Linked DNA regions of Homo sapiens: region 1 is linked to region 2. Evidence: chromatin loops called from intact Hi-C (ENCODE). Cell type or tissue: heart left ventricle. All regions are shown on one strand. Each heading gives the region's core, and the rest is flanking DNA. Links, peaks and the distances in the headings are about the cores only.

Region 1 (10,895 bases), core at 2,026-10,025, 49 kb before region 2:
ATCATTTTTCATTTCTTATTTGTGATTGACAGAAACCATAGACTAGGGTCTTTCAAAAGAAAGAATGGTGCCCATTTGCCTATTTATTGTTTGGATAAAGAAATGAATTTGACTGTGTGACCTGTTACTAAATAAGTTTAAGAGAAATGATGGCCAAGCAAAATATGCGGAATAAATTTTTAATCTGAAGGTAACTCCCTAAATCCCAGGTATTACCTTCTCACGAGAGAAGAAAGTGGCTGGAAAGAGTTGTGAAGAGTTGCATTCCTTTTTTTAATGGAGATATGGTCACTGTTTAGACCACAAGCAAACAGAAGAAGCCCAGCAGCATTTCTTGGGTATAGTTACTCATCTTCTCAAATGTTGCAAAATACCGAAGGGAAGGGAAAACCAGAAGTTGGTTGGGGTGGGTGGGCTTGGTGGTTTAAAAAATATGGTGACTAACTGACTTGTGCTGACTAATATTGGTGAACTCATAATGAGTAACAATAGTGAATTTAGGAGGAATATAAGTAGAAGGAGAGCTATTTAAAGGTTGCTTTAATACAAAAGGCAGCTGAAGTGGTCACAATAAGGATTCCCTTAGGGAAATTCGGAAGTAACTCCGTTTACCCTTACAAAGTTCTTGTTTCCTTTAGAATTCTTACAAGTATGGCTTCTTTTCCACTGGCCTCCTGGGGGGAGTTCTTGGCAGATGAGCTTGCTCGTTGTTTTGCATTGAAGAAATACCATAGATGTCCAGTAAGCAAGAGCAACCAGTTGATTAAAACAAGGTTGGCAGTAATGTCTGTGAACTGAAACCATAAAAGGTTTGTTTGACTTTTTCTTCTTAGGGGTTTTTTTTTTTTTCTTATCATGGTATAAAAAAGTACAAGAACTGACCAACCATCTTTTTCGTAAACATAGATGCTATCTTTTTAAAATGAAAGATCATAACATTATTTATAAATAGAGCAAACATACAACCAATCAAAATGTACAAGGACAGGATAGTCTGTTGTGGAATTTTCTATTATCTGTGTGTTGATCAGAGAATGTTTTGTTTTCATTCTTCTTGAAAATATTTTGTAAATGTTATTTTCCTTGAAACTCCATTTTCCTAACTTCACTTGACCCTGGGCAAGGGGTCCAGAGAAACCATCCTGTAGAGCTTAGTGTTGTATTTAGGAAACATTTTTTGTATTTAGGAAAAATTTTATCTAAGAGTTTTGCTTTCACAATTAGAGCAGATTGCTTATTTTAAAAGGAAATAACTTTTAAAATCCAATTTGGTTATTGTATTCTACTCTTCAGCGTTTTTGTTGGTGTATATAAATGAAAAATGAATTCAGAGGGATTTATATGGACGTTTGGTATAAGAATTGCCTCAAGCCTTTGCAGGACACCTCAATCCAAATTGAGGGTGTCTCCTGTTTTTGTGTCTTTTGGTTTTGGCTAGTGCCACATATTACAAGTATCGTCTCTCTTATGCAGAATCACTATTTCCAATTCATTCTGAAGTATTATAAGCGTTTATTCTGTAAAGTCAGAGATTGAAAGTTTTCCAATCTCATCTAGGTTTAGCACTTTGGAAACTGGTTAATAAACAGCATGACTCTATTTTCATTTTGACATGTAAGCCCCCGAATGAGTTTGTTTTTTCTTTAAAAAAAACTCATATTAGCAAAGTTTGAAATACCTTTCCTAAAATGAAACTTCAGTACTGGATGGAACTTAGAGTCTTGGGTTTATTGGAGCTTTTCAGCAGAGAGCAGTGATGAGCTGAGGAGTATGGACAACAGAAATGTTTTATTAAGGAGGTTATTGAATGGACCAGGAAATGCTATAGATATTAATAAATATGATTGGAGTGCAGAAGCCGAACCTCATTGGAACTGGTGAACTCCTAGCTATTTGGTTTTAATTTAAAAAAGAACTTTGGTTTTCAGCTTTGACATACAAAAGGAAGCTAGAAGTTATTCTTGAATAGCTAACCCTTTGTTTAAGCAGTAAAAATCAGTGGGGTGTCCAGCATCATCAAAGAGTCATGCAAACAAGGTGGAAAGCATTTGTTTCCTCCTTGCTCAGAGTTACTCTTTGAATCTTATGCAGTTTGCAAATGTGTAGGAGGATGGACAGTTTTTATGTTGGTCAATGCTAAAGAGAATGGGTTTCCTCAGACTGTAGAGATAATAGTGGCACAAAGTAATGGCTTACTGAATATGTTGAATGACTGGATTCACAAACCTTGTCTTAAAATTCTGGAATGATAGTGAGGCTTGAAACCTGAAAGAAGGCATTTTAAGAAAATAAAGCAAACAATATTTTTGACTCAAATCACGGAATAAATTATACAAAGACGTGTGCCCACTGGAGCTATAAAATAAGCTCAAGAAATATTTCTATCAGGTGATGGATACTAGAAGTGTGAAGAGGTGTCTCTGGTCACTGAAGAAAACAGAGTGCCATCTAGTGGAAACATTTCACTATAATGTATTACAGTACACACTAATTTAGATTTAGGTTCTTTTTTTTCCCCTCGTTACGGAGACAGGGTCTTGCCACATTGCCCAGGCTGGTCTTGAACTCCTGGGCTCCAGGCGATCTTCCTGACTCGGCCTCCCAAAGTGTTTGGATTACAGGCATGAGCCACCATGCCTGGCCAAGAGTTAGGTTCTTAATAAAACATGTAACAATTGATTTTCTTACTCAAAGAATGATTTTTAAAAACTATTGATTTTGAACTAATTTTAAATTTGCAGAAGAATTGTAAAAATAGGCTGGGTGCGGTGGCTCATGCCTGTAATCTCAGCACTTTGGGAGGCCGAAGCGGGTGGATCACCAGAGGTCGGGATTTCGTGACCAGCCTGACCAACATGGAGAAACCCCGTCTCTACTAAAAATACAAAATTAGCCTCTGGGCATGGTGGCGCATGCCTGTAATCTCAGCTACTCGGGGGGGGGCGCTGAGGCAGGAGAATCGCTTGAACTCGGGAGGCGGAGGTTGTGGTGAGCTGAGATCGCGTCATTGCACTCCAGCCTGGGCAACAAGAGCAAAACTCTGTCTCAAAAAAAAAAAAAAAAAAAAAAATTGTAAATATAGTACAGAGAGTTCCCATATACCCTTTGCCCAGCTTTCTCTGTTAACCGTGGTATACTTATCAAGGCCAGGAAATTAACATTGGTACAGAACTACTAACTAAACTGCAGACTTTATTTGGATTTCACCAGTTTTTCCACTTATGTCCTTTTTCTGTTCCAGGATCCCATCCAGGATCCCACAGTGTTTTTAGTCATCGTGTCTCCTTAGGCTGCAAATCTGAGACAGTTCTTCCTCAGTTCAAAGAGTGTTTACTAAAAATGCTTCTCTAGGGATTGTGGCTGTTATAAAATACATTTTGAAAATACAGGAGACTTAGAAAATTAAAAGGTAGTTATGAAATAAGAATTTTGACCTAGAAATATTTATTCTGCTTGTCCATCCCCTGCCCCATCTTTTAAAACAGCTTTTTGTATTTGCAAAGTACTTTATAAGTTTTACTTATTCTCAAAAGTTATGAGGGGCAGAAACAAATCATTGACAATTTCCTCATGTTACTTAAAAGGAAATTGAGCCATAGGGGAGTTTTATATTTTGCCTTAACTTGTGTAGCTGTCTCTCACACACTGGGAGGTAGGAAAAAGGACGACAAATTACAAAGCAATTGAAAAGTGAACCTTATTTTGCCAACTTTTTTTATTATGACAGTAACTGAGTTTTAAAACAAAAGACAAATTAATGAATCAAATATTTTATTCTTTAAAATTGATATCTTAAATACTAGTCAATGTTTTCAAAATATTTGCCACATTTAAGCATCATATATATTTATCTGGTTTTTAAAGTAACAGTTTGGGCTATCTAAGAGTGCTAAATTTTTACTGCCTTAAATATTGCAAAAATATTTCTATTACAAGTTATTTTTTAAAAATAGAAGTGATTTTTGATCCTTAAACAACTTCTTGGTTTTGTTGCACCCCATGTAACATACTGTGTATGGGAGATGAGAATAATGAGAATAATAAATTGGGGAAACAGTCTGAGGCTTATTTTACTGGTTTATGGCTTCATTCCCCAAAATACTGCCTTTTGCACTGTGTGAGTCTTCTGAATATAATGACCACAGTGAACTCTGGTGTACCTGAAAGAAGTGGAAAGGCCTGGAATTTCCACAGAGATGTAACGTTTTCCTTTATCACTGCTCCACACCCACCTTCCCCAAATCAACTCCGATAGATGTGGTGATGCTATATGAAATGCAAGTGCCTCCCAAACTAAGAAGGACGTGAAGGCCTCAACCAACCAACAAAGACACCTTACTCAGAAAGCTCACCATCAGGTTGATGTTGGCGTGAGGGAAGGATGGATGTGCTGTGGCTCCAAGATACCAACAGGTGTTTGAGCTGCAGTCAGCCCGTGAAGTAGCCAAGCTGTCAAGGCTGAGTGCCTTTGGAAGCTGGCAAGTCTCCTTTCTCAGAATGCTCTTCCTGACTGGGAGGTATAAACGTGTTGCTTTTCCATCGATTGTGTAATTGGGCCCTCTCAATTTTTTTTATCAATTCATTTTAATTTTAGGCTTCACCTATATGCATAGGTAAAGTTGTTTGAAAGTGAAAGCAAACATGGAATTACCTGCCTTTAAGGCCACGTAGGGAAGCAGAGAAATTTAGTGTCTTTTTAAGTTTCTCACCTACTATTAGGAACCCTCCTCTCTCTCTCTCCCTCCTTCCCCAGACTCTCCCTGTGTCCCTCTCCCTCTCTCCCTCCTCCCTCTTTCCCTGCTTCTCCTTTTCTCTCCCTGTCACGCTTCTCTCTCTTCTCACTGTCTCTCCCTCCTCTCCCCTTTTTTTCCTTTCCTTACCACTCAGGCAACCCCACTGGGTCATGGGGAGCTTTAGGTGTCCTCCCACCCTGTGCTCTCTTTACTGACAGAAGTAAACTTGCATGTAGCATTTAGACATGCATTTGTGGCTGTTAACTTATTACTCCTTTCGGGTAAAATACTTGAAACTTAATGGATGCCTTGGGAAGGTAATAACTGAGGGCTAAGAACAGATCATTGTAGGCTTGTGAGCGTTCAAGCAAGAGCATTTTGCTAATGCTCAGTTGTTCCCCACACCAGGGCTGACCTTGCCAGTGTCTAATCACATGAGAAGCACGCAAAGTAAATCTTATAAAAACTACTGATTATAAAATGGCCTCCTTTGGAACGCAGCAAGCAAGCATTTTTCAGACCTGTGAATGAAAGGAGACTTTCCAAATGAATCCATTTACACAGTGTACTAGATCATATTACATCTCATGAACCGAACTGTAAGAGCAATGTGAAAACATTCCGAAGGAAATGGGAGAAATAATTTGCCTGTTCAGCTATATACTTCTAAAACTTTCTGTTGACATGTTTATTGGAGATTGGATTTCTAAGAGATCATTTTCACATTAATGTTTAGCAGGATTGATTATTTTTCACAAACCTCCATCTTTGGCAACTTGAGTTTATCATTAAGCATTTTCAGTAACATTCTGGCTCTCTGTATATTTCTCCCCTTACAGCAAGTGGGAAAAGAGTTGTATTGGTTCTTCTTGCAGTTGTCTGTAATTAAAAATGGCTTTGTGCTTTTTAGGACAAAATGGTATAAGTTGGGCATTTTATGCACAGTGTTATATGCCTAAGAAATGGTGTGAGAAAAGGAGGGATCCATGTTTTCCCTATAAATATTGAGAGAAGACATTTCACTTTGCAGAAATTATGTTAGTACAAATTCTCTTATTCCTAATTAATTTTCTTTCATTGACTCTCAACATATGTGCTTTGTTGAACCATTGGCTACAGTAGTAGTTCTTTAGTTTTTAAAGATGAACTTTCATCACTGCAAACCAGGAACACTTCAAGTGCTTATAGAATCAGGCTGTTGAAGCGAGTTAAACTGTTGAACTGTTCCTAGGATTGGTTGTTGTTATGTGCTTTTGAATTCTTGCATTTGTAAGTGAGCAGTTTCCCTATTTATGTAGTCTGCAGTTCTTAGTGCTTAATAAATGTTAATATTCTATAGCTACTTTGGGTTTCTAGAGCATGTGGCATTATCAAGTTTAAAGCCTATGTGAAGAGTTTTTATGGCATTTAATGAATACTAAGGTTTTCTGTGTGTTGGAGTTAATGAAAAATTCATTTTTCTTCATGTACTCTAAATACCTCATGCTTTAAAAATAGACTGGTCTTGGCCGCATTTGGTTTTTGTGACCTTTCCTCCATTATTATTTGAGAATGTTACAAAATAGGGCCTGTGCTGGTACTTTAACTTGATTATACTTTGCATATATCATAAAAATATATGTGATTCTCCCCTCATCAATATTAAATGAAAGCACTTTTTTAAGCCTCGGATTTTCCTTGTCTGTATCATACACTCTTCACTATGAGCTGAGCAGGGGTGTTGAATAGCATATAGCACCAGGCCCATGTGGCCTTCTCACCATCCTCAGTGTGGGCCTTTCAACTCGATACCATGCTCATCTGATGTGATTATCACAAACCCATACTTAGCAAGAGAGTTCCCAGCCTATAAGTAGATTTATTCTATCTTAAGCCTTGGCTTATATGAGAGAGGTTTTGTGGCATCTGGGAGATGGAGTCATGGAAATTTGATTAAAAAGAAAAAAGGGGGGAATATTGTTTGGTCTGTCCTGTTTTGAGGTGAACAAGGTCTCTAGGAACTTTTTCTTAAAGGCTGTGTGAATCTGTGTTATTTTAGAAACCCTATTTCCTCTTACCCTTCTCACGAACCACGTACTCAAAGATACCGCATATTTGACAATGAAATACCTGGCCCAGAGGAAAGTAACAATGATTTATATTTTCAGAAGAGAAGTGTAGTATTTTGGAGTTAGCTAGATCTATCCCTCCCCGCTTTTTTTTAAACAGATGGAGAAACTGAGTCCTGAAGGATTATAACATCCTTGAAATTATACAAAGAACTGAAGTAGCATCTGGCTTGTCTAGGAGGTCAAGATGAGAAAGACTTCTCCTTGATTGGCTCCCTCTTAAAGAGAAATGCTTTTGCTCAGCATTGCAACTATTGACCTTCTGATTACATCACTCATGATTTTTTAAAAAATGTTAAAACTTACATTGAAAAAATACATATGCCACTTTTAAAATGGAGGCTTTCAGCAGCATTTCGATCTATCCATATGTTATGGTTTGGGCCAAATTAACCAGCCAATTTCAGATCTGTTTTTTTTTTTGGAAAGCTTAGGTATATATTCACTTGAACTTTCTGTCAAATCACAGCTTGAAGAAGCTATCTCCAAACTGCTTTTCATGTACTGGTTAAATTAAGGATGCTTCTCTCAGGCAGAGCTCATGTTCTCCTAATTTGGGCTGGCCATCCTTTCACTGGTGCTCCTCATGCTGTGCCTCCTTCTTATCTGCCTCTGAAGCATCACGCTGCCTGTGACCTTTCTGGTGCCCCTCTGTCTTCAAGTACCTGGGCTCCTGGAGGGCCTGGGTCAGGGCCTGAGTGCTCAGGAGCAGGCGGGAAACCACACCAGAGAGCCCCTCTCTTCCTGCCCACGCCTGGAGAGTCAAGGTCAGCAAATTACCTGGCTAGAAAGCTCCCCTGGGGTCTCTGATCACAGCCAGGGCAGAGAATTCTTGCTATAATGATTGAAGGACTCATCTCTTTGCGGAGAAACTCAGAAAATAACATGGATGATACTAACCTTTACTCAGGGCTCATGTGTGAGGTCGAAGGAGAAGATAAGAGGTTTCCCCGTATTCTTTCATGTGTGTTTATTTGTTAAATATCTGTCTGTTGTGTGCCAGGCTCTGAAACAGTTATTACACACTTCATCTGTACTGCAACACTGTGAGGAAGAGATGATTGGCCTTATTTTAGAAATGAGGCCATAGATACTTAAGAGAGCATTCAAGTCATTTGCCCAAAATCACATTGTAAATGATAGAGAGGATATGCGTTACCTTCCCTTTTCTGATTTCACCAAGCCTATACCAAGAAAAAACATACAGCAAAATGGATGTTGAGTTTGAGATTTCCTTTCTTATTCGTATATCAGTATAAATAACAAATTTGTTTTTCAAGGCATATTTTTCATTTTGCAGAATTTTGGTGTAATAATGACATTGGAAAAATATTTCTGAGGTTCCACTTTATACCAGATCCTGTCTAGGTGCTGGGGATACAGCAGTGAGCATATGCAAAAGTAAGTTATTTTTATCAGGTTCTGAGATAAAACTAGAAAGAAGCTGTATCTGTGCATATTTCATTATGTTCTTTCTTTAATAGCAAGGCATGGAAACATAGAGCCCAAGATTAATTGCTGTTATTTTTCCATTGACTCACAGAATTACTGAACTAACAGGGTACTTTTGAGGTTACTTAGCCAGCTTCTGAGGGTCTGGAGGGAATGCCAACCTAAACCATTCTAGTATTCATCATTTTCAAGGAGGGAGATTCCATGAAGCCTTTGTGGAAGCTGCTGCTTTGGACCCTTGCAGCCTGCTGTGATGATGATAAATTATTTCTGCCCCATCAGAGCTGGATGGAATAAATGTGGTTTTTAAGTTGAATACATGAAAAGCATTTTTAATATCCTAAATTCTATACTTTTATCCAAAATAAGCACCTTTAGAGGTTATGAAATGAGAAGCAGAGTCCCAGGCAGGTGGTCACACACCTGTTTGGTACTGGTGTGTCCGGAATCCTACCCACTGTGATGACAGTGCCTGATAGTTTCTTCTGCCTTTCTATCCCAAAACGATTGGTCAGTTTACCCAAGTTTGCAATGCAGTTTAGAATCTCCCAGGAACATCTCTTCTAGTAGTTGTCTTAGCCATCTTGTAGTTGATTTGACTTTTTTTTTTTTTTTTTGCTTCCAGAAAGCTCTATGCTTCATATGGACTTGCATACCAATTTTTTGTTCATCTGTTGGTCATGATGGTTAGCAGAGCCTGACCTCCTGTTACAATAGAATGATCGGTTCCTGGGCTACAGACTTGAGTCTGTTTTTTTTGTTTTTTAAACCTTCCCATGTGGCAATTTGCCATATGCAAAACTTAAATGGTAGCCAGTTTCACCTCAAGTTTCAGATTCCATCATTGTGTTTGTCCCTTGAAAGTATAGATTATTCCCCATCATGAGAATGCCAGGTGTAGGGGAAACATCTCCTGAAAGAATAGCTTGTCAAACGCTGATAGAAATTTTTCATTAGAAGTCTCCTCATCTGTGAAATAAGGGCATGGGCAGAGAGATTTATGAGGTTACTTTCAGCTTTATGAGTCTGACTAAATGGGGGAAGAATTGCAGCCATTCAGTTGGGTGCCACGACTTTGTTTCCAAACTCAGGCTGACTCCACTCAGGTCCCCTGCCTTGGGTTGGGAATGGCTGGCTTGTTGTTGTCCTGAGGAGCCCATGCCAGAAACCCAAGTCACCTCCTTTGGGGTATCTGAGGGCAGTGTTTTTCAAACTTTTTCTGTGGAAGCTAAATTTTCTTAAAAGAAATAAAGAGTTAAAAAAATATTCCTTGTCACATGTAGGCAGAGACTGTGTCAGCACTTACCCTGTGCCTGGGTATTTGCTTCTTGTACAATGGAGGAATCCCAGAAGGTAGCCTCCCAGCAGGTGGTTCAGAGGGTAGTTGCTGTAGTTGGAGAGAGAGTGGTGAAGTCCCCATGGCCTTCCCTGGCCAGCTTTACTCTTAGACCTGACCCCTCCTCCACCTACCACCCCTGGCCCCACCTCCAGCCACACAGTTCCCAGCTCATTTCATAGAACTAAACATTTCAAATCCTTTGCCCTGGCCAGGCAATAGGAATTTTGATGGCTGTGCTAACCACTGTGCTGTGTGACAACCCGGGCTCTGAAGCTGGGAACCTGAAATTTAACCCATCAGCATCCTCCTCTCAGCTTCCCCCAACCTTAAGCTCCCCTTACCCATTATCTGATTGTTGCCAAGAAGGTTGGGAACCTGTCTGTGACAATCTGGAAGATCCCAGATCAGGTGGTCTCTTCTGGAATTCAAGGAGATCAAGTAACTGAATCAAACTTGAGAATTCAACAAGAACGTCTTGCAGCTCCAATTCCTGAAAAAGCCACAAACTACTGGAACTCACCTAAGATGAAATTGGCAACCTGAATAGTCCTATAACCATTAATAAAACGGGATTCATACTTAAAAATCTCCTGAAAAAGGGATCTTCAGACCCAGATGGTTTCAGTGGTAAATTCCAACATTTAAGGAAGAAATGACAGTCTCTTCTAGAATAAGAGGGAAAACATTCTAACTTATTTTATAAGGCCAACATTACCCTGATACCAATGGCAGTAACAAAACAAAATAATGATGACAAAACTACAGACCAGTATCCTTTATAAACATAGACAACATAAGTTCATCAAAAAATACTAGTAACATCATCCATCAAATTTATAAACATTCCCTTCTTTTAATGTCTGTGGGATCTGTAGTGATATTCCCTCTTTCATTCCTAATATTAGTTAAGTTGTGTTTCCCTTTTATTTTTTATTAGTTTTGCTGGAGTTTTAACAATTGCACTGATATTTTCAAAGAATCAGCTTTTGGTTTCATTTTTTTCTATTGTTTTTCTGCTTTCAATTTCATTGCTTTCTGCTTTTTCTTTCTTGCTTGCTTTGGCTGTATTTTGCTCTTCATTTTCTAACTTATTTAGGTGGAGGCTTAGATTGTTGATTAGAGACCTTCTTTTCTTCTAATATAAACATTTAATGTTGTAAATTTCTCTGTAAGCACTATTTTAGCTGTATCACACAGATTTTGATATATTGTGGTTTTGTTTTTGTTTTTGTTTTTTTTTTTTTTTGAGACAGAGTCTCACTC
Region 2 (10,895 bases), core at 1,296-9,295:
ATGGCATTCATAGGGGCAGCTGTGAAGAAAAGTGGTAATGTACCTGACGACTCTCTCCTGTCGGTGTCAGGGTTGCATTTACTATTACTGATCCCAGTAATAGGATGAGTTTGATCTCTCAGCATGAAAAGAATGACCATATTAGGGATTTGTTTGTTCTCCAGACTACAGAAAGTTTGATAACCAGAGTAGGACTTACTGGAGAGATAATGTCAGAATGAATAGAGACTGTCTGTGAGAAATTTGAACGGGCTCAGTGCTGTTACCTACTAGCTAGAAATGGGAAGCAAGGGGATGAATGTGAGGTTGGGGGCATTGAGTCAAGAAGAAGATCAGGCAATTCTGGAGCTAGGTAAATTGGGATCATTCCTGGCTTGTCACATCTACGTGGGACATTTAGACTATCCACGGGCTGGATACCTTAGGAAAGTTCCTTCTGGCTCTGGGACTCACTGCTCTTTCAGCATTGCCAATTTACATCTAGTGTGTTCTTGTTAGAAGTGGAAGGCTCCTCTTCATTTTTGAGCTCCTTGCGCCCTGTCATTTTCTCTGTATGAGAGGGTTTTGCTATTCCTTTTTGAGTGAAAACGACTCCCATAGCATATTGCCATTCACACTCCACCAGGTCTCCCCTTCACACACACACACACACACACACACACACACACACACACACACACCATTCTCTTGTCCTCCCTGAGCCAGTCCTTTCAAGGTTATATCATCCTTTAGTGCCAAGTACCTCCCCTGACCTCTTTCTTCACTCATAGAAAGAGGAACCAGATTTCCCCTGTGTGACTGCCATCAATACAAACAGCAGTTTTGTTTCTGTTATTTCCCCTTTCAACCTAGTGATAAAGTTTGCTGCTGCTGCTCTCCCCACCCCGCACAGGAAGAAAGACTTCCTTCCTTCATCTCTTGACTTTGCCCAGGCCTATGAATAATCTTCGCTTTGTCATGGACTCCGGATGCTCACCTTTTCTAACATTTTTTTTAAACCTCCAAGAGTTACTCCTCAGCCTCCTTCCCTTCCCCACCTTCTGGTTTTCCCTACCTGGTAAACTTCTTATTCTACCTAGTTAATAATAGTGGGCGCCCATGAAGCTCTTGCCTCATTGATGAGTATCTGGGCATTGGGCTTCCCTATGTCCATTTTCTCTTCTGGTGTATTGACTGACGTCTCTCTCCCTGGCTCTTTTCTCACTTGCGGTGGTGCTCCCTCTTCAATATCCTGCTTCCTTTTTACATTCCAGACTGTCATGTTGTAGACCATCTCCAATTGTAAGCTGAGTGCTTGATATTTTGCCATTTTCCTCTTTGTTAGTGTTTTGAATCCTAATTTTTAATCTGATTTTTAATTATATTGATGTTGTTTTTCTAGATACTTATATTTTGCTCTATAGAACTGTCCATACGTTGTCAAAAAACCTTCCACTGTCAGCACAAATACAGTCCAGCATCAACCAATAAGGAGAGAAGAAGGGGTAGAAGGATGCTGTTGTGCTATTATCAAGGCTTTGCATGGTCCTTGGGGTGTACCGAGTTATTTCCTCCAAAACAGTTGAGGTTTCCTTACAACCTGTTGAAGAACTGATCACACGTCCACTGTGTGGCAGCCACTCTGGGAGCAAATACTGGACTTGTAGGTTAGGTCTTTATACTGTAGTCTTTCTTCGTAGTTTGAAAATATCTATTTCCCCTCTTTCCCTTCGTTTAACACATTTTAGAACATTCTTTCTTTAAAAATCTTAATTAGCGTTTCCATTTTCTCTTTGTTACACAAGTAGAATCCATGTTTTCATCCTGTTCCTCTTTGCTGAAGTGTGTGTGTGTGTGTGTGTGTGTGTGTGTGTGTGTGTGTTTTGTACCTGATAGGTCATCAAATAGCATCTGCGGGAAATACATTTAGCCCTTCATCATTTAAAAATCATTTTTATTAGTCTTTCCGAATCTTCACACTTCTTCTGCTAACTATCTTCCTTTCTCTTCCATTGTGGTGTGAGCTATTTATATAAGCCACTTAATTTTAAAAGTCCACATACTGTCATAGAACTCATAATAATTGATACCTAATGTGGTTGAGCTTCTGATAACCATCATAAGCAAAAGAAACTGTATATATGGATGTTCTCTTTCTGGTCTTCCCTCATTACCTGTTCATTTGTCTTAGTTTTATCATTTTACTGGAGTAGATTTTATTTCCCTGAGGACCCTTCTGTGCTACAAACCTGTGATGGTACACAAACACACTCTAAGACAGTGCTTTCACTAGTCCATACTTCTGTTAAAAGGAACATACACTCTTTTACAAATAGCATGATCTTATAAGCACCCACAAATCTTACAGAAAGCTACCATAAAACTAAGAGAGAAAGCAAGAAATGTTTAAAGGATGAAGAAATACAAGAGTTTCCCTGAATGGAGATAGTCTTCCACTGTGTGTGTGTGTGTGTTTGTGTTTGTTGTTTTTTGAAATGTATCAGTATAGGTGTCAGGCATTTTACTGTCTATTCACTCACATTTCTTTATTTGACAAATATTTACTAAAAGGTGACTATGATCTAGTGTACTATGCTGGTACCTGGGGAATCTCAAAATTATGGGACTGATTCTTACCCTCAAAGAGCACATATTCTCACAGGGAGACACATTTCTAAACAAATTGAAGAGCAATGTGTCTTGTGTTTCTGGCTGAGACCACAGACTCAGTGATCTGGGAACCAGCCCCCAGTAGTATGCAGCTAACTTTCCAGAGGAATCCAGGAAGGTCCCTTAGCATCCTATAAGAGAGCTGGGCCTTGCAGGGAGGGAAGTGCTTGTCAGGCAGTGTTCAGAAGCCGAATTTTGCTCCTCCATCAGTCCATCTGAGGAGAGGGAAACTTGATGGGAAGATTCAAGGAAGACGACACAAAGAATTTTGTACCATAAGAACATTGTATGACAAAAGAAGTTCTGTACAGTGCCAAAAGCAGAGGCTTGGTAGAGATCTGATTATAAATGAAGGTTGCAATGGTAGACATGTGCGATGTTGATGCCTTTAGAAAATAGCACAAGGCTTAAAAATGAGACCAAATCCACAGAAAGGCCTCGGTAATAGTATAGAGTAGTAATGGGTTAATTGTCACTAAATAAGTCTCTAAGTCATGAATTCTTGAGAGAACTGACTGGTTTTTCTGCTATTCACAAGCTCAGAGAAGTTACTTTATTTTGACGTCCTTCTTTTGTTTTTACTTATCATTGATGGAATGCAAATTATTTTCCTCTTTCTTTTATTTAAAAACGACAAGAATTCCTCACCATCGTTGCACACTGCTGACATTGTATGTAGAGAATGCCTTAGGGTTTTCTTCCAGAGTGTGGGGAGAGGGACAAAGAGAGATATATATGTACATGGATTTAGGGCAATTAATTTCTGAAACTTGTCCATAAAAAGACTGTTTGTTACTTAGGTTAAAACTATCCTTTTCCTCTGAGTGTTTGCAATGAGTAAAATGCTTCATGTTTTCATCTATTGATTGTTTAAAAAATGTTGTTTTTCGTTGAGAAGGATTAAAGGCATGCACCTAATTGTTAAATATTAGTTTTTAAAAAACTAGTCTGAGTCTGTCTTTATGGGCTCTGAGTGGTTTCACCTTTAGAAGCTTGTTTTAGGATCTTGTGCCAACCAGTCCCTTCTGAGGCCTGTTCAGACTAGAATTATCTGGCAGGGGCAATGTCTTTTAAAAAAATGTCTTCAGCAGGAACGTCCCAGAGAATGTTCACCTCAGTCTTCAAGTTGGCTTGCGGAGCAATTTACTAAATAGAGAGATGTGAGAATCAAGTGACCATCAGCTGGTATAAATGTTTTTGGTCAGTGTAGTCACAGGATCTCAGGTATGCAAGAGCTGGACGGGTTTCAACCACGTGCCCGGTTATGGTGATACCCTGGCTCAGTTGCTCTAACATAACATAACACAGAAGGAATCCAAGTTCATAAGAACATACTTTAATTAGACACCTGTATTTAAAAGGCTGATTTCTCCTCTAGCATAATTTCACCCTGTGGCGCACTGTGTATACATGGGTGCATTTCTTCCCTGGCCTACAGTTAGAGTTAATTGGACTTTTTGTTCTTAACGGTGTGGGAGGCAGCTTTTTTTAAAAAAAAAAACAGCTTTATTGAAGTATAATTGATAAAGAACTGCACATATTTCATGTGGAAAATTTCATGAGTTTGGATATATGCAAACACCTGTGATACCATCACCATAATCAAGGTAATGGATGTATTCAACATCTCTCAAAGTTTCATTGTATCCCTTTGGTTTTGTGTCTGTGTTTGTGTATATGTTAAGAATCACTTAACATGAGATATACACTGTGGGTGGCAGTTTTTGTTCACTTCTAAAGTAAACTCTGACTTCATTAGAATAGTGGACTGGCTTATGCTCTGTCAAATCCCTAAACATGATTGTGATAGAATTTGACTCTATTCCTATTTAGTTACAGAAAACTACTGGTGCATGAACAAAAATATGTGAAATATCATGGATGGGGTTTAGGGGGACATGTGGGGCCAGACTTTGTGAGGTTATAGAAAATCATGGAACTGGAAAGCATCTGGAAGTTCTTTTACTCAAAGAAGCATAGATTCTTTCACATTTGTGTTAAAAACAGTGAATTAGACAATTTTGACTTGGTAAAGTTAGCATTCTGGCAATGCTGTGAAATCGTTCATCTCTCTTCATTTACTTCCACATATAGTCCCTAGGGTCAAAATTTCTTTCTAAAAATGATAATTTCTAAAGTCAGAGATGCTTTTTGGGGGCAAAATAGAATTGTCCAGGTAATCAGTTTAAAAGACAGAGTAATTCTACTCTTCCTTCAGTAGAATGACGCACGAAGCAGCATTTCTTTCATTTCCAGTAGAACTTTGATGCGAATGTGACTTTTATCTCTCTCAGTGTAGCTTTAAACATCAATGGGTTTCTTTACTTCTTGGTTTGGTGTATAGGTTGCCCCTGTTCTAACCGTGTGGAGTGTAAGCTCTTCAAATTCTAGGTTAACATTTCAAGAAATGGTCTTTATCCCAGTTCAAAGCAGGCCTTCCAACAGCAGGTGGCAGGCTTAACTTTTAATAGTCTTTCCCTCCCTTTAAACTCTTTCTCATACCTCAAATAAATGGTCTTTAGCCAGAATGTATGGGAGTTTTTGTTTATTATTATTTTTGTTTTGTTTGTTTGCAGTGTGACTAGGACTTGAGCAGAAGTACCTTGGTTACAGTCCTATCACTCACCCTTGGGGCTTAGTTGTCATCTTAATTGTTAGATAACAGAATTATATAACTCAACATTTCTAGTTTGAACCTATTTCTTTTCTTTTCCTTTTATTTTTAAACTGAAAATGCATTATTGGTTAATATTCTATGGTGTTATATATTCTACATATTCTATTCTTTGTGTTTTTAATAAACTTAAAACTGTATAGTATTGTTTAGTGGTTGACACTAATTTACAGAATAACCTTTAATAAAATTTTATTTACAGATTTTCCTATTTGTATTACCTAGATTAAATTTAAAACAAGGGGCAAAAGACCACCTTAACTTTAGTACTAAGATGTGGAGAATAGATACCTTTGAGAATTAAAAATTTACCTTTTCTCATCTAAATGTAAAGATTTATAAAAGATAATCTTTTGTATTTTGGCATTGAAAGTGACCACACTAAACCCTTGCCTCACTTTAATTGTTAGTCTTATTCATAAAAGTAGAGTTATGAACAGTTAGTTTTAGTGGTTTATGAAATGTAAGTTTGTGTGTTCTACAAATGCTTTATTTTACATTGAGGGTAAGACTTAGCCAAACCTATATAAACGGTCTTTTCCCCCACTTCAGTATGTATGCTCTGGTTTGTAGGCAGTGCCAAAATATACTTCATAGATGGGATTGGCCTTAACTTATTTAAAGAGAAAAAAAAGCAAGCAATCAAAAAAACCCCTGCTTCACCTTGTAAATTCCACCCTTATCCTCCCCCACCAAGAGCTAACCACACTGGTGAAGCACTATTACTATAATTTGGCAAGTGAGTTGCCTCTTAAAATTAGACATCTGTGATTAAATAGTTAAATCATTCCCTAGATATGTATATATTTAGAGCTCCCAGAAAGCTGGTTATCTTTTCTTATAGCTAACACATTTTTAAAAAGCCACTTTTCTCTTGGTGATAAATATGTGTGTGTCATACTGTGGTATAGCTGCATGTCCGATCAAATGGTACTAGTTTCCAATTGACAGTAGCTTTATTAAATCTTTTCTAAGTGATAGCTGAAGCATTTTAAATTCACAGCAAAGGATTCTAAGACGTGTACTTGGAGAAAAGTTGCATAGTCATTTACCTTCTAGAATAATCCTAAAAGTAGGAAACAATAATTGGCCATGTGGTCATGTGCTAATAAAAGAACACCTTGTCCAAGATACCAGGCTTTTTCCTGTTTCAGTGCTTTTTGTTCTGACTCTTGCCTCTCCCTGTGGTGTCCTTTCCCACCCCAGGTATGTACATGATTCTTCTCCTCCTACTTCAGGAATCCACTCAAATGCCAGGCCCTCAGTGAGGCTTTTCCTAGCCACCTTATCGAAAATAGCATTCCTCTTAACTGTTTCATTACTCTATGAAATGACCGTCCATATCTATGGAGGTTTTTTTCAGTCTTTTTCTACCCTTTCCTTAAATCTTAGACTTAAACTTCCGTGAGTGCAAGGATTTTGTTCAGTGTTGCATTCCCAGTGCCTGGAATAAAGCACGCAGAAGTATTTCAGTAAGGTACTGAAAGGTACTTATTGAAGGTACTCAGTAAGTATTTCTGGGGTGGATAAATGAATAGCAAAGAGAACACCAATCCTGTGACTTATTTTGTTACCTTCATTGTATCATGGGAGGAAAGCTTGGAACTGACATGCTAGTGAGCACCTGCTTTGAATATTTATTATAATATGCATTTTCTGTAATTTTCTTTGGTGTTTGAGATATTTGGTAAAATAACTGTATTATCCTCAGTTCGTAACACGAAAGAATTTTTTAACTGCAATTTACTTTACATATGTGCATCATTGCTAGATTACCCAAGTTAAAGTGACAGGAAGCAACAAAAATGCTCCAAGCCACAATAAAATGGTAGATTGGTTTTTTGTTTGCTTGTTTGTTTTTCTCTTGTGTATATTTCCATTTTACTGCAAAACATACCAAATAATTGATTGTAGATTTTGTCACAAGGAATCATGTATGCTGTAGAAGTATAGAGATTTTCCACTTTTTTTGTTTGCTGCTGGATCTCCAGCACCTAAGAAAATATGTGGCACTTTATTTAATGTCACTCAGTCAGTATCTGTTGGATAAGTAAATAAATCCAGAGGTTGTTTAAAATTACGTACATGGGAATATTGTCAAAATGTCAATTCATGATCCAAAGAAAATGTGCAATTGAAATCTGATATCTTCTTTTTTCTTCCACAGAGCCCCTCCCCAGAAGGCAAAGGATCACCCAGCTGCTGGAAGGTGTAGGTACCCTCAATGGCTCAGTAGCCAGTGTAGATCCTGTCTTTCGTAATCAGCAGCTACATCTGGCTACTGGGTCTCTGATGGCATCTTCTAGCTTCTGCTTCAGTGTCCTGAGAGAGATTATTGGGCAGTCTTTAATAATGAAAACTTTACCTTGAATTACACACACACACACACACACACACACACACACACACACACACTCACACACACACTCACACACACACAAAGAGAGAGAGAGAGAGAGAGAGAGAGAGACAGAGAGAGAGGAGAGAGTCAAGTTCTAGGGTGTTAAGTCCAACATTATCAGCTGGGGCTTGGGAACCTTCAAGGTTTTATGAATGATGAGGTCTATTTGCTTTCAATACTACAAGGGGGAGGAATCTGGATATTTATCCATGTTTTAGCTCTTACCTGTTTTTGTTTTACCTCTTTTTTTCTCTTTCCCCCCTATGAAAGGTATCATTTGGATAGATCAATCTATTCATCTATCTACCTACCTACCTATCTACCCCTACCCATCCACCCATTTATCCATCCACCCATCCATCCATCCATCCACCCACCTGCCCACGTACCTACCAGTTTATCTATCCGACCTTCCTTCCATCCAGCTTTTTCATCTCTTGACTTTTAGATGGCATTTTCAACATGATGTCATGATTAAATGATGACAACTTGATGATATGATGGTTTAAGGAAATTTTGTTGGTAGTAGGTAAGTCCCAGCATTTCTGACTGTTGGTTTTCTTTTCCTTGTGGTAGAAAAGACAAATGCCAATTTTGAAATCTTGAATGCAGTAGGCAGTTGTGTTGAAATAGTATGTGAGAATTACTTGCAAGCTGAACATCCAGGTCTGGGGCATGAACCTGGCATACAATGTAGATTTCTGTGTTCGTTAGGCAACAGCTACATTGTCTGCTGGGTTTCAGGCTACCTGGAAACATGTTCTCCATTGGCTGTCTCACCAATGCTACCCCTATAATGTTTCTGAATAACTGTTTTCCAGGAGGTATAAACCAGTGGAGTTTATCATTGAATAGAGTGCAGAGAAAGGACCGCAAGAAAGCTGATCACCTCAGCAATGAATGATTTCAATACGATTTCACCCAAATGGTCTCACACACCAGCCTAGTAAACCAGAGATAAGGTGTAATGTCATCCTTCCTTCCTTCTCCCTGCCTCAACTGTCAAAGATTGACAACTTACATGTTGTTTACTTTTTGGCTTCTATTTCTGTTCATAATTATTATCAGAAGGCATAGCACCCACAAGCCTAATCATACTGCCTTACAACCTTATTCCTCTTCATTTTGTCTTCTCACTTACCTGCAGAAACCCAGTTTATTTTTGTTCTCCCTTTACCACACCAGCCTTGTAACTGTTATGAATGACCCTCAATCTCACTGGAATCTGAATCACTCAGGAATTCAAGCAAACTGGATGTTTTAACCACTGTTCAGCTTTCTTATGGAATGACAGAGAACTTGTAAAGATAAAACACCAGTTTGCAGGAAGAAAGGAAGAGAATGGAAATTGCTTCTGGAAAATACTAGTTTTACAATATGTTTTGTTTGTCTGCTCTCTTAAATAAACTTAATCCTATAAACATTTTTTAAGAACTAGCCATTAAGACTGTTAAGTTCTCAATTATAAAGGAATAAAATGTTTTAAGGAGGATTTATTTGCCCTTGCTTATATGAACTGCATATTTTTAGTAGGAAATCATGTAATTTAAATTAGTATTGGTTAACAGATTTAACGTAGAAAATGGACATATAAAGAATACAAGGATAAATGTCTACATGTAATAATGGATGGTAGTGATATAATGCATTTTTGTCATCCCATGCTGAATTCAGTAAAAATAAAGCTAATGACTTGGAGCTTTTAAAAGATTGTACTGTTCTCTGTGTGTGTCTTTTGGCTTCCTACTCACCAATCAGTTCTATTATCTATTCTGTACCTGAGCCACTGGCTTTTGTGACCCGGGAAGAGAAAGTAATTCCACTTAAGACGTTTGACAGGCTTTTAAGAGAAATAAGTGGCTCTGTGCAACATGGTTATGTTTAATAAATCATAATTACCAAAGGGACAGTTTCTCTTCTCCCATGTCCACTCATACTTTTTTTTTTTTTTTTTTAAAGAGATGAGTTCTCATTCTGTCATTCAGGCTGGAGTGCACTGGTACAGAACTCTTGGGCTCAAGTGATCCTCTCGCCTCAGCCTCCAAAAGTGCTGGGATTACAGGCTTGAACCACCATGCCCAGTCCTCCACTCCTTACTTCTGATGTTCTTTGAGTCCCTTTGCCTATCATTAAATGAGAAGGTGTTGACAGTGGTGCCAGGTGTGAAGAACTCCCTAATTCCATTGATAAGTTTACATTTCCCTCTCAGGTACAAGTATTGGGTTGATCCTCAAAGCAAGATTGAATGTTGTGATAATATAATAAGAAAAAGACATATTTGGTCTTCACCCTCAGTTCCTGGAACAGAGCTGCTAAAACTGTCATAATTTTCTAACTAATAGAGGTGATAGCATCTTTTGTTAAAGTATTTGGTCTTAGTCCCCTGTTCCTGACACAAGAGCTTCTAAGATCCTTGGACTCTCTGGAGTGATGAGTGTCTTTCTGTATGCTAACAAGATAATGAGATGACTTGGCTTAGCGGGGAGTAGAGGTGGTGGCAAGTTAGCTTCAGGATGAAGGCTGGTTGTCAGAAAGACCAAGGTATGATTAGAGGGTTGGAGCTTTCAACATTCAATCCCACCCCTGACCTCTGACAACTGAGTTGATCACTGTCTTAGTCCATTCATGCTGGTATAACAAAGTACCCGCGACTGGGTAATTTATAATGAACAGTAATTTATTTTCTTATAGTCCTAGAAGCTGGGAAGTCCAAGGCCAAGGCCTTGGCACTCAGTGTTGGGTGAGGGCCTTCTTACTGCTTCTTCATATGATGATGAACGGGCAAAAAGAAGATGAATGCTGTGTCTTCACATAGGAGAAGAGAAAGAACACACTCCGTCAAGCCCCTTTTAAAGAGCCTAATCCCATCAGTGAGGCCTCTTCCCTTGTAACCTAATCACCTCTTAAAGCCTGTACCTCTTAATACTATCACACTGATGACTAAGGTTCAACATATGAACTTCGGAGGACACAATCAGACCATAGTGTCTGGCTCCTGGCCCCCCAAATTTATGTTCTTACGTATGAAATATATTCATTCCATCTCAGTAGCCCCAGAGATCTTAACTTGTTCCAGCATCAACTCAAAAGTCTAGAATCTCATGTAAATCAGATATGAGTGAGACTGAAGGTAAGGTTCATTCTGAGACAAATTGCTTTTGTGCTGTGAAC

The links. A loop is a pair of places that touch in the nucleus more often than their neighbours do. Peaks named below come from ENCODE experiments on the same cell type or tissue, not always from the same donor. Only the 100,000 strongest peaks of a DNase experiment are listed, where the experiment ranks them.
Region 1: a loop joins it to region 2, with 9 times the contacts of the local background. A loop is called at or near these places in 9 of 110 quality-filtered maps.

The regions. Positions count from the first base shown.
Region 1 is chrX:45,793,297-45,804,191 of GRCh38, reverse strand. No RefSeq gene overlaps it. Among named protein-coding and RNA genes, the nearest start is that of MIR222HG, 28 kb to the right of the region's middle. RefSeq lists enhancers at 1-1,071, 1,734-2,312. In heart left ventricle, for the core only: a CTCF peak has its summit at 2,449 (motif pointing left); no DNase peak of the experiment used is centred there; H3K27ac peaks cover 261 bases.
Region 2 is chrX:45,743,751-45,754,645 of GRCh38, reverse strand. It overlaps MIR222HG (miR222/221 cluster host gene), which reads left to right. Exons shown (of 2, transcript NR_170290.1): 2 at 1-9,432. MIR221 (microRNA 221) reads left to right here and starts at 8,380; the gene lies at 8,380-8,489. MIR222 (microRNA 222) reads left to right here and starts at 7,522; the gene lies at 7,522-7,631. In heart left ventricle, for the core only: a CTCF peak has its summit at 5,094 (motif pointing right); no DNase peak of the experiment used is centred there; H3K4me3 peaks cover 3,275 bases; H3K27ac peaks cover 3,419 bases.